Regions from separate parts of the Homo sapiens genome. Here all the other regions are linked to region 1. The links are chromatin contacts, found by Hi-C or POLR2A ChIA-PET in ENCODE. All regions are on one chromosome and are shown on one strand. Each heading gives the region's core, a stretch centred on a gene start or an enhancer-like site at or near the end of the contact. The rest is flanking DNA. Distances are from core to core; before and after follow the strand shown. Region 1 holds the start of EOGT-DT (EOGT divergent transcript). Region 2 overlaps SLC25A26 (solute carrier family 25 member 26). Region 3 overlaps LRIG1 (leucine rich repeats and immunoglobulin like domains 1).

What was found. A loop is a pair of places that touch in the nucleus more often than their neighbours do. ChIA-PET counts read pairs that join two places held with the same protein, here RNA polymerase II (POLR2A). Pooled maps may share reads with other maps.
Region 2: a loop to region 1 is called in a pooled map, with 2.1 times the contacts of the local background. The contact joins the enhancer-like site here to the promoter of EOGT-DT in region 1. A Hi-C loop is called at or near these places in 1 of 50 pooled maps. POLR2A ChIA-PET finds 5 or more read pairs at or near these places in 2 of 52 experiments (OCI-LY7 and endothelial cell of umbilical vein).
Region 3: a loop to region 1 is called in a pooled map, with 5 times the contacts of the local background. The contact joins the enhancer-like site here to the promoter of EOGT-DT in region 1. A Hi-C loop is called at or near these places in 5 of 50 pooled maps. POLR2A ChIA-PET finds 5 or more read pairs at or near these places in 2 of 52 experiments (WTC11 and activated CD4-positive, alpha-beta T cell).

The regions. Positions count from the first base shown.
Region 1 is chr3:69,011,580-69,014,701 of GRCh38, reverse strand. EOGT-DT (EOGT divergent transcript) reads right to left here and starts at 1,582. Exons shown (of 1, transcript NR_185971.1): 1 at 1-1,582. It overlaps EOGT (EGF domain specific O-linked N-acetylglucosamine transferase), which reads left to right and starts at 1,018. Exons shown (of 18, transcript NM_001278689.2): 1 at 1,018-1,128; 2 at 1,903-2,187; 3 at 2,711-2,766. RefSeq lists silencers at 791-1,090, 1,151-1,700.
Region 2 is chr3:66,300,984-66,304,105 of GRCh38, reverse strand. All of the region lies in intron 5 of SLC25A26 (solute carrier family 25 member 26), which reads right to left. Among named protein-coding and RNA genes, the nearest start is that of SLC25A26, 82 kb to the right of the region's middle. Within about 2 kb of position 1,650, at least 5 of the 41 ENCODE cell types and tissues checked have a DNase peak (open chromatin) inside an H3K27ac peak, as active enhancers do.
Region 3 is chr3:66,481,529-66,484,650 of GRCh38, reverse strand. The region is part of intron 1 of LRIG1 (leucine rich repeats and immunoglobulin like domains 1); the gene reads left to right. Among named protein-coding and RNA genes, the nearest start is that of LRIG1, 18 kb to the left of the region's middle. Within about 2 kb of position 1,455, at least 26 of the 41 ENCODE cell types and tissues checked have a DNase peak (open chromatin) inside an H3K27ac peak, as active enhancers do.

The sequences.
Region 1 (3,122 bases), core at 333-2,832:
ACAATGTTTGGCACATGTTAAACACCACATGTTCTTGCTGTTATTATTTGAAAAAAATTCCAGGTAAGATTCCTAATTTAGCAGGTCACTAATGGAACTTGTAACAATTCTTAAACAACATTACTTTTAAAAATTACGTAAAAAGCATGTAAGCCTTTGGAAACAAACTTGTTTCCTTATGATCATATTATTTAACTTCTGGTGACTATATTCATTTGAGCATGTTTATTTTGAAGTCATCACCTTCATATAATCAGTTCAACTTTAGTCACTATTTAATGATCAACTCTACTGTGCTGTAGATGGAATACTAGGCCTGGGGGAGCTTAGAGGAAAAGACAGTGGGGGATGGGAGTTCAAATAATTATAAGCAGTAATAAAGTAAATTAACAAAACCATAAAAATTAAACTCCACAGAGTAGCATTTGAACTTGATGAGTTTACGGATAGGTAAAACTATACTGCTTTTAAAATGTGTGTGGACTCCAAAGTATCCTCACCATCACAAAGTGTATTCGGTGAACGATGTTCAGTCCCCAAATTTGGAAGTTAGGGCGGCAACTTCTGCTTGAAATAAGACAAAAGTAAAAATCCACCTCAGTGCAACGCAGAAGACACGAAGAGTCAGGTTTTCTACCCACCCCGTCCTAACATCCTCTGAGCGCTTTAACGCTCTCGCTCAAGGAGGCGCGGGCTGCTGCGATGGAGATGGGCGTCCGGCGCCGGCACGTGCCGTCGGTCTTTCCGGCCCTGGTGAGGGAGCTGGCGGACTCGCGCGAACGTTCGCGGGAGAACGCCAGGAAGGGCAGATGGTTCCTCGACTCTGAGCCCCTCCCTGCTGCGCTCGCCGGGTCGAGGCCGCTCGCCGGGCTGAAGCCGCTCCGAGCGTCGGGCCCCGCGCCCTGGCCCTCCTGGGTGTAGTCCCGGTCCTGCCTCTGCGGGGCCCGAGCCCGCCCACGGCGCCGGCTGGCCAAGGTGTCCCAGCTGCTCCTTGGCGCCCCCTGGCCCAGCTCCCGCGCCCGAGGTTTCCGGTGAGCGGCAGTAGCCGGTTATGACGACTCCCTCCTCTGGAACAGCCGCCGTCTCCTCCGCCTCCTCCTCGGTAGTTCACGGCTGCCCCGGCTCCAGGTGGGACTCCCCCGCAATCTGCGGAGCCTTCCCCCGCTCTCCTTCCCGCCGCCGCAGCGCTCTGCGCTGTTCTTGCCCGGGTGGTAGCCGCTCCCGGCGCGGCTTCCCGGAGGGCTATAGCCTACGCACGCACTCCGCCCGCGCCTTCCCATTCCCTGCGGGCCGGGAGGCGGGCGTCGGAAGCCGATCCTGGCCCTCCCCGGCCCCGGGCGCCCGGCCCCTTCCCAGCGCCCGGAGCGCAGGCGGGCCCCGGGCCCTAGCCGCGTTGACCAGGTTTCCAGCCGGGGCGGAGCCGCTCCCCGGGGCCCCTCCCAGGCGCGCTGGGGACCCGGGGCGCCGCGGTGCACGGTGGCGGGCGGCCCCGGGAGATCACCGACCCCGAAGCAATCCCTGGCGGCGCCCGGGGTCCGGAACCCCAGCGCGGCGTCTCAGCCGCGGCGGGGTGCTCGCCACTGACCCCTCAGCCCTTGGCCGGGACTGACGTTCAAGCGGACAGCTGGGCTCTGCCGGGACTGACGTTCAAGGGGCAGCCGAGCACTTCCTGAGCCCTGCCTGGCACCCGCCGAGAGACTTTTTGGCACAAGTAGGGGCCAGCCGTTGAGGTGTCATTCGGGGTCTCACGTGTTGAACTTTCCATTTGCCCACTGCCGTCTTTAAACTTTTCCAAGCTCTCTCTCTCTGCGACATTGCCCCATTTCGCCCGCTGTGTCAACCCCAGGTTTTGCCTCCTATCCATCATCTTTCAGATGTTTCCCTTTTTTCCTTCCTCATTAGGCCTGTGGAAATCGAATCAAGGGTTTCTGGAGTGGAGTGATTCCAGCTGCTTTGAGCTGAAGGAAAAGTAGCCTGGCCAGTAAAGCGTCCGTGTGCTGGAGGAGTGCAGCCACCCATCCCGGCGGGCCTTGCAGGACGACCGACACCAGGAAGGCTTTGTGCCAGGCCCAGCAGCCACCCCCAGCCGCCTTATGCAAGTGGGTACATGCCCTCGCCAGACGCCAGCTTTCTGATCTGCGTCTTTAGATTTTTTCCATCGCCTAAGCGTTACTTCTCCACTGATCGGTGAGTTTAGTGATGGCCAGAGCTCACTGGAGGACAATGGACTTGGATAACCAAAGGTCAGGGCTTGGTCATAACAATGACTTTATTACCGGGAAGGACGAGTCAAAAAATAGGAAGGCCTGGGAACCCTCAGGCTCGCCACTCTAGGTGGGTAGCCCTGTGATTCAGCCAGTGGGATTACTGCTGTGAGAATGGGAAAGTTGTTTGCTTCTGGGAATGTTTGATCCACTAAGTATCCTGTTGGCCAGTTCCAGTGGATGCCTGTAGAAAGTGGGCCACCTCCTCCCGTTCCCCATTGGAATCTGGTCCGAGTTGCTGTGTTGGGGGTGGTGCCTGTGAACTCGAGTATAGCAGTGTGGTATTCATTAAGGAAAAGAAAGCGCACCACCGGCCAGGCCTTCTGGCTGAGAGTTATCACGTTACATTATTTTCTTTCTTAATATTTCCTTTAATTCACAACATCATCTGAATGATCAGGTTTACTTTAGCATCCTTTTAAGGTAATATGTTTCATTTCTGACAGGTTTTAGAGACCTGAAACATCACAGAAGCTTCTGAGTGGTTCTGAAGATTCAAGAGGTATATATTTTTATTACAAGTAGAGTCATTGTTACTATTAATATGTGTTTTTAAATTTTTATAAAACTGCTGTCAACTCATTCTTGGATAAAAGCTCCAAGTGAAAATGTTATTGTAATTCAGATCAGATTTACAGCAGATAACACCATACTCTTGAGGGCCGCCAAAGTGAAAAACCACAATACTTAACTACTCCAAGGGGGGAAAATGGGGGAAAAAGGATTCCTTTTTGGTGTCCCCACTGTTCACTTAGAATTCCATGGCCTTGGAACTTGAGGTTTGATGGAACATAGCAGTCAATTTCCTTTTCTTCTTTCTTTCTTTGTTTTTTTTTTTTTTTGAGACAGAGTCTCCCT
Region 2 (3,122 bases), core at 401-2,900, 2.7 Mb after region 1:
CTTGACTTCAAAGGTGAGTTCTTAGAAAAACCAGCCCCTTCCTAACAAGATCTGAAGTGTGAGAGATTCTCCTGCTGGCTCTGAAGAAATAAAATTTCATGTTGTAAAAGGGCCTATGGAGGGGGCCACATGGCAAGGACCTCAGAGCAGCCTCTGGAAGTAAAGTGTGGTCACCATCCAATCGCTAACAAGAAACAGGATCCTCAGTCATACTGCCACAAGGAAATGCCATCTGCCAACCGCCCTGTGCATTTGGAAGAGGACCCTAGCCTCAGATGAGATCACAGTCCCTGCAACACCTTGACTGTCACTGTGTGAAACAGTGAATGGAGAACTCAGCCACGCGGTCCTCAGACTGCTGCTGTAGAGACCCATGAGATCATCAATATATGTCACCTTAAACCACTAAAGTTGTGGTAATTCATTACACAGCAACAGAAAGCTAACAATCATCTACTGCACCTCTAGACATTCCCCTAAGTGATCCTGATGTTACATGACACTTGAAGTTACTCATTTCAATGGAGTGAAAAATGTGGGACATTCTAGTTAAGTGATCTTGACTGGCAGTTAAAGTTTCAGAAGTCCTACAATATTTTCTGACTTACAGCCTAATCTTACCTGGAAGGCATCTTGCTGATTATCTGATCCAGCCACCTCACTTTTAGCCAAGACTAAGAGAGGGAGCTAGCCTCCCCAGGTTCACAGGGCTAACGAGCAGCAGAGGACGAGCCACAGCCCAGTTCCTCCAACACAGTTAGCTGTTCCCAGAAGTCTTTCCTTAAAGGTGGCTGCGCCTTAAAGATACTTGCAGTTGTGCTTGACTAGAGAGGGGGAGAGAAGTATATCTCCTCTCTGATACTGTAGTAAAATGGCCATAAAATAAATACTGAATGCTTTAGAAAAGTGGAGTACAAAGCCAATATTTCAAAGGATTCAAAGACTAAAAGCAGTATTAAAGATGTCAACAGTGACTAGACCATGATAACTACTATATTATAATGTCTTCTGCATCTTTCAACCTCCCAGGGGACATTTAAATTGTCACTACTCACGGGAGGTGCTCCTGGTATCTAGTGGGTAGAGGCCAGGGATGCTGCTACACAGCCTGGAATGCAAAGGGGGGTCCCCATGGACACAATCCACAGCCCCTTAAACTCTGCTCTAAGGCATCAGTTATCTTTCTTTATCCCTGCTGACTCCCTAGCACTGAGACACTGAACACATGGCGTGCACCACCTGTGCTCCCTTACACACTCAGAAGGCAAAGCTCTCCCATATCTCAATTTTCTTTGGCTTGGGCTTTAATCACTGTTCTTTGGTTTGAACTTAAATATGGGCTAACCTTTTCACCAAGTTGTATCTAGCTCTAATACACAAGCACACCTGCCCAGCTCAATGTTGCTTCTGACAGACAAAGCCAAAACACTATTATGCATACTTGATTTTAACTAATGTATGTTTTACACATGAATCAAAATCTGGTGACCTATCAGCAAAGGCCTAGTGGAGTATGAGTGTGCAGAACACATGGTGGAGAACCGCTGCTTACTCTAAACTGCTGGCAGCAAATAAGTATTACATGACCCAAAAAAATGATATCGATGACTAGAATGAGAAAAGTGTCAAAACAACAGGAAGTGGCAGGGACTCTGATGACATGGAGAGCAGTTTCTGTCAAAACAAGCAGCCGCTACTCTGTTCTAGACAATTACTGCCATGCAGAAATGTAGGCCCACTATGACCAGATACCCAGATTGTCCAAGAAAACTTGGATAACTGGAGTTGTATATGAAACCACTCAATTTTAACATGTTAGCTTGTAGTTTGCAAAAACCTTGAGTCCAACATTTTGGGCCACGTCTTTGAAATTTATGGTCTAGAGATTGTAAGAGCAAATGAAGAGGTGCCAAGTGGGCAAATTCAGAGGGAGGAAGGTTCAGGATATACTTCTGCACAACAGATGGAGTATTAGAGACACTGGGGATAAAGCTAAGTGATAGGCCTTGGATGAGGCCAACAAGTTTCAGAGGAGCTGCTAGTGATATTATCATCATTATCATCACAACAATAATCATAAATTATAACATTTATATAGGACTGTATTTCAGGCACTGTCCTAAGCACTTCATATGCAGGAACACATGTAATTTTCCCAACAACCTTATGAGGTTGGTATTATTGTTACTCTCATCTTACAGAGGAACAAAATAAGTCAGTTTAAATAACTTGCCTAAGGCCACATGGCTAAGTACTGGAGCTGGGATTTGAATCCAGATAGGCTACCTTCAGACTCCATGTTTCTAATTACCCCCGTCACAATTCTAATGCTTGTATCTGTAGGCTTTTAATTCTGTATCTCTCTGTAACTACATATAAAATGTGTTTCATCCACCTAAGTTCTGAATGGTAACATGTAGATAGGAAAAGACTAAAACAATGCTTAAGGTACTCCGTCTAAACACGTATAGAAATGGAAGCATTTTTCCCAAATGAAAATGTTAGCCCCTGCTCTCTATAAATTATGTTGGCCTAGTAGGATTCAGTCCCTCTTGTTAAAGTTTTACTTTCTAATGACATTCTTGGCTTCTGCTTACATAAAAATACTAACAAACAGATGCAGAAGTCACACTCTCCGGCATGGAAGTCAAAAGGCATAGACGAATTGGTTGTGCCCTCCAACCAGAGTGGGAACTGTGGCAAACAATTCTAACGCCCATCAAAGATGCAAGGCATGAACTTGTCCTACACACTGTGGCAGCATTATTACTAAATTCCTTAAAAAGTCTGTATAAAAATCTGTAACAACTTGGCAAGCAAAATTACACTTCAAAGCAGCTAGTATGTAAATTAACTTCACATTTCACTTCATTTTAAAACAAGAGAAATTGCTATAATAAATTCAGGGAAACTGGCAATTTTGAGTTGAATACTAAAAAGAAAAGTAAATTTTCACCTTTACATGAGATCTACTATTTTTTATTCTTCATGAACCCTATCTTCCATTTCAGAATCCAATTATTTGAGGACACAATGAGTTCTATCATCATTTTATTCTGGCAGGTCAAACACTGGTCCAATATTATAAAAATGCATAGACTTTATTGAGACATAAAAAGCAA
Region 3 (3,122 bases), core at 206-2,705, 2.5 Mb after region 1:
GTCCCAGCCACCACGTGGGGCTTTTTAAAAAGACTTTTTAAATACCACCATGTCCCATGTCCCTCACCCACCATTTCCTCTGTCTGGAGAATGGGTCTTCCCTCTTCGCCTTGCAGATTTCTGTTCATCTGTCTTAAACGTTTCTCCCCATAGAAACCATGGCTGACGTTCCCTTTAAGTTAGATTCCCATCGTGAGGATTCTGCAGTGCTATGTATAGAAGTTTTGTGTGAATGTTTGATTCGTTTCTGACTACCCCATTAGTCTGTAAGCTCCCTGAATGCAGTGACTGGCTTTGTTTCCAATCCACCATTGTATTCCCAGAATCTAGTGTGAAGCCTGTGACACATTAAATGCTCGTGACAGATACCAGTGTAGATAGAGATAGTGGCATTCATTCTGTAGAGTCCTGTATGTCCTGTGGAAATACCTCTGCCAGATAGAATAATTCAGACCTCCCAGGCTTCATCTGTGTATTTCCTGAATATACCTTGCTTGTTTAGTAGCTTCCTATACCCCTCACCACCCTCCACCAAAGTCTCTTAAGTGTTGAGAAACTTAGAAGAATGGAAAGAAAGAAGAAACAAATAGAACCGAAGTTGAAAAGATGACAGGCTGTTTACCTGCCACATTTAGAATTGGCGGTCTTTTTGGTCTCTCTGAATTTTGGAAAAGTCCCATATGCAAGAATTGTCACTGAAGTGGCTTTGTAGTTAAAGCAGTGCATGTGAACTGTCCCCACATGAGGTCCTCGGGCGCCTCGTCCCTGCTGGATTGCTGGTGGCTGTCCTTGGCAGGTGGGCCAGGCTCAGGCGCTCTCCTCTGTGTTGCGTTTGGCGAGGGAGCCCGCGGTGCCCTTCCCAGCTGTTGACATGGTCTCTCATCTGCTCTTTTGCTGGAGCCGCGTTTTGGAGCCTGCTTTTCCAGAGTTGACACTGCAGGGGAGGGTGGCTTCTTCCATAGACCGAGGCTGTCTAGACACCCTTCCCCTTGTGGTTATTCTGCTCAGTTTATGCTGAGCCCTCGCCAGGCAGCTGGTTTCGGTTGCTTGAGCTCTTACTTTGCTCAGGCCTCTGCTTTGACAAAAAGGATGACCAGGCCAAGGTAGCTTTTCTCCCTCTTTGCTGCTGGCAGAGAGAAAGACTGCTTTCCTTGACCAGAGGGAGCTGTGAGAACACTAAGGACAGGTTACCCTGCCCTCTGTGGACCCAGCCCAAGTAACTATGTAAATTGATAGAAGCTTCTATGGCAGGAGACTTCAGGCAGATACATTTCTAAATCTGGGCCTTTTTAGCTTGGACTTCAGATGTGAGACATTGGCCCCCACCCCCATCCTCAGACACGCAGGATCTCCATCCATGGCAGAGAGAGCACTGCGAACCCAGCTGGCAGAGCTCCTCTCTGGGCAGTCTCCCAGGCATGCTAGCAAGGGGCAATGGGAAGCTGTGTTCTCCCTGATGAGCTCAGCCTCACATGTTTCTTTTAATGGCTATCGAGATCTTGGACTGTGATGCTGTAGGGAAGCCTTTTGTCCCCAGTGAGCTGGAATAGTCTAGGCAGATTACTGTCTTGGTGGCCTTACGGGGGGTGCTGGAGGGGGTGCTATTGATCTGTTAGCCTAGTTACTATGTCTTTATTACTTTTGATTTTCTGGTGACAAATGTTAGGCATTTATTGAATAAAGAAGAAAGTACAAAAGAAAAAACAACTGATTTCATTGTTCGGTGATAAATATTATCACTGGATAGTGTATAAATTTCCAGTAATGTGTGAGGCTGAATACCTATTTCAGTTATGTTTTAAAGACTCAATATCTTGAATATTTTCCCTGACTTTAAGCAGTTTTTAAAATGTGCTTTAATATTTATTGTATAATAAATTATTACACAACTTACATAAAACTTGTAAAGTTTCTCTGATATTGGGCATTTAGGCTTTTTCCTAAGCTTTGATAGACATCCTTATGCATAAATGTTTAGCCATTTATTTCCTTAGGATGAGTTACCCAATTCAGATAGCGCTGGATATGCAGATTCTTAATATTTTCGGTACCACTGCCTCTGAGAAAGAGGCTGCCAACTTACATGTGAACTTGTGCTTGTCCCACACCCTCACAAACATTAAATGCTGTTTATTTCTGTAATCATGTACCAGTTTAATGGATGGAAATTGCCTCAGATTATTTTAATCTGCATTTCTTTGGATGTTGAGGCTGAAGACTTTACACAGGATACTCCCAGATATTTCCTTTTTCAGTTTCCTTCCTTTGTTGATGCTCAGCCCAGTACATCATCTGCTGTCCTCCACTGTGGTCTTTGGGCTTGAGCACAGTACATCTCTTTGGTACTAGGGAAGCTGTGTTTCTGAGAGAGCACAGGTGTAATTGCATAGAAAACTGTGCTCTCAACAGGCATGTCACATGTTTTGACTCTGAACCAGGACATCTTTGGGTTCTTCTTAAACAGATGTGGACGCGTGTTGCGGAGGGGACTGTTGCAGTGGCTCTGTTGATCCTGTACTGCTGCAGCCTTCTGCAGAGCCAGCCTGCCTGTGCCCAGGCTGCCCGGTCTGTGGCCAGGGTGCCTGGTACCTACAGCTGGTAGGAATCAGCGCAGATTAGCGTGGCTGAGAACCTTTCAGGAACAGCTTCCAGCAAATGGAAATTATTTTAAAACAAATTTATGTGGTTTTTCTGTCAAACCTACTTGGAGCATAAACAAGGTTGAATTGTAAGCTGCTTCCCTTCTGCAAGCGAGCCCATGTTTAGAATGTGGCTTTCAGCAAAGTAAACATGGTCTCGAAAGTGAGTTGTCATTGTATGCATGTGCTTTGAAAAGTAAAAGTAGTGCACTGAACGAGCATTCTCATAGATAATTGTGATAGAGTTTTAGACATCCCTTCTCGTTTATTTGTCTTCCTGCCACAAAGATCACTACTTCCTGTAAAGGTTTTAAAGGTAAGGAGTAATTTGGTATTGAAAGGATTAAGGGAAAGAAATGCCAGGTCAGTTTCTGTGGTGAGAAGCATTTTAATTTTGCTCCTTTGCCATGGGGAATATAAAAAACATCTTTTGAAATACTTAATTCTGTGTGCATGCGTGTGTGTATACACGTGTGTGTGTGT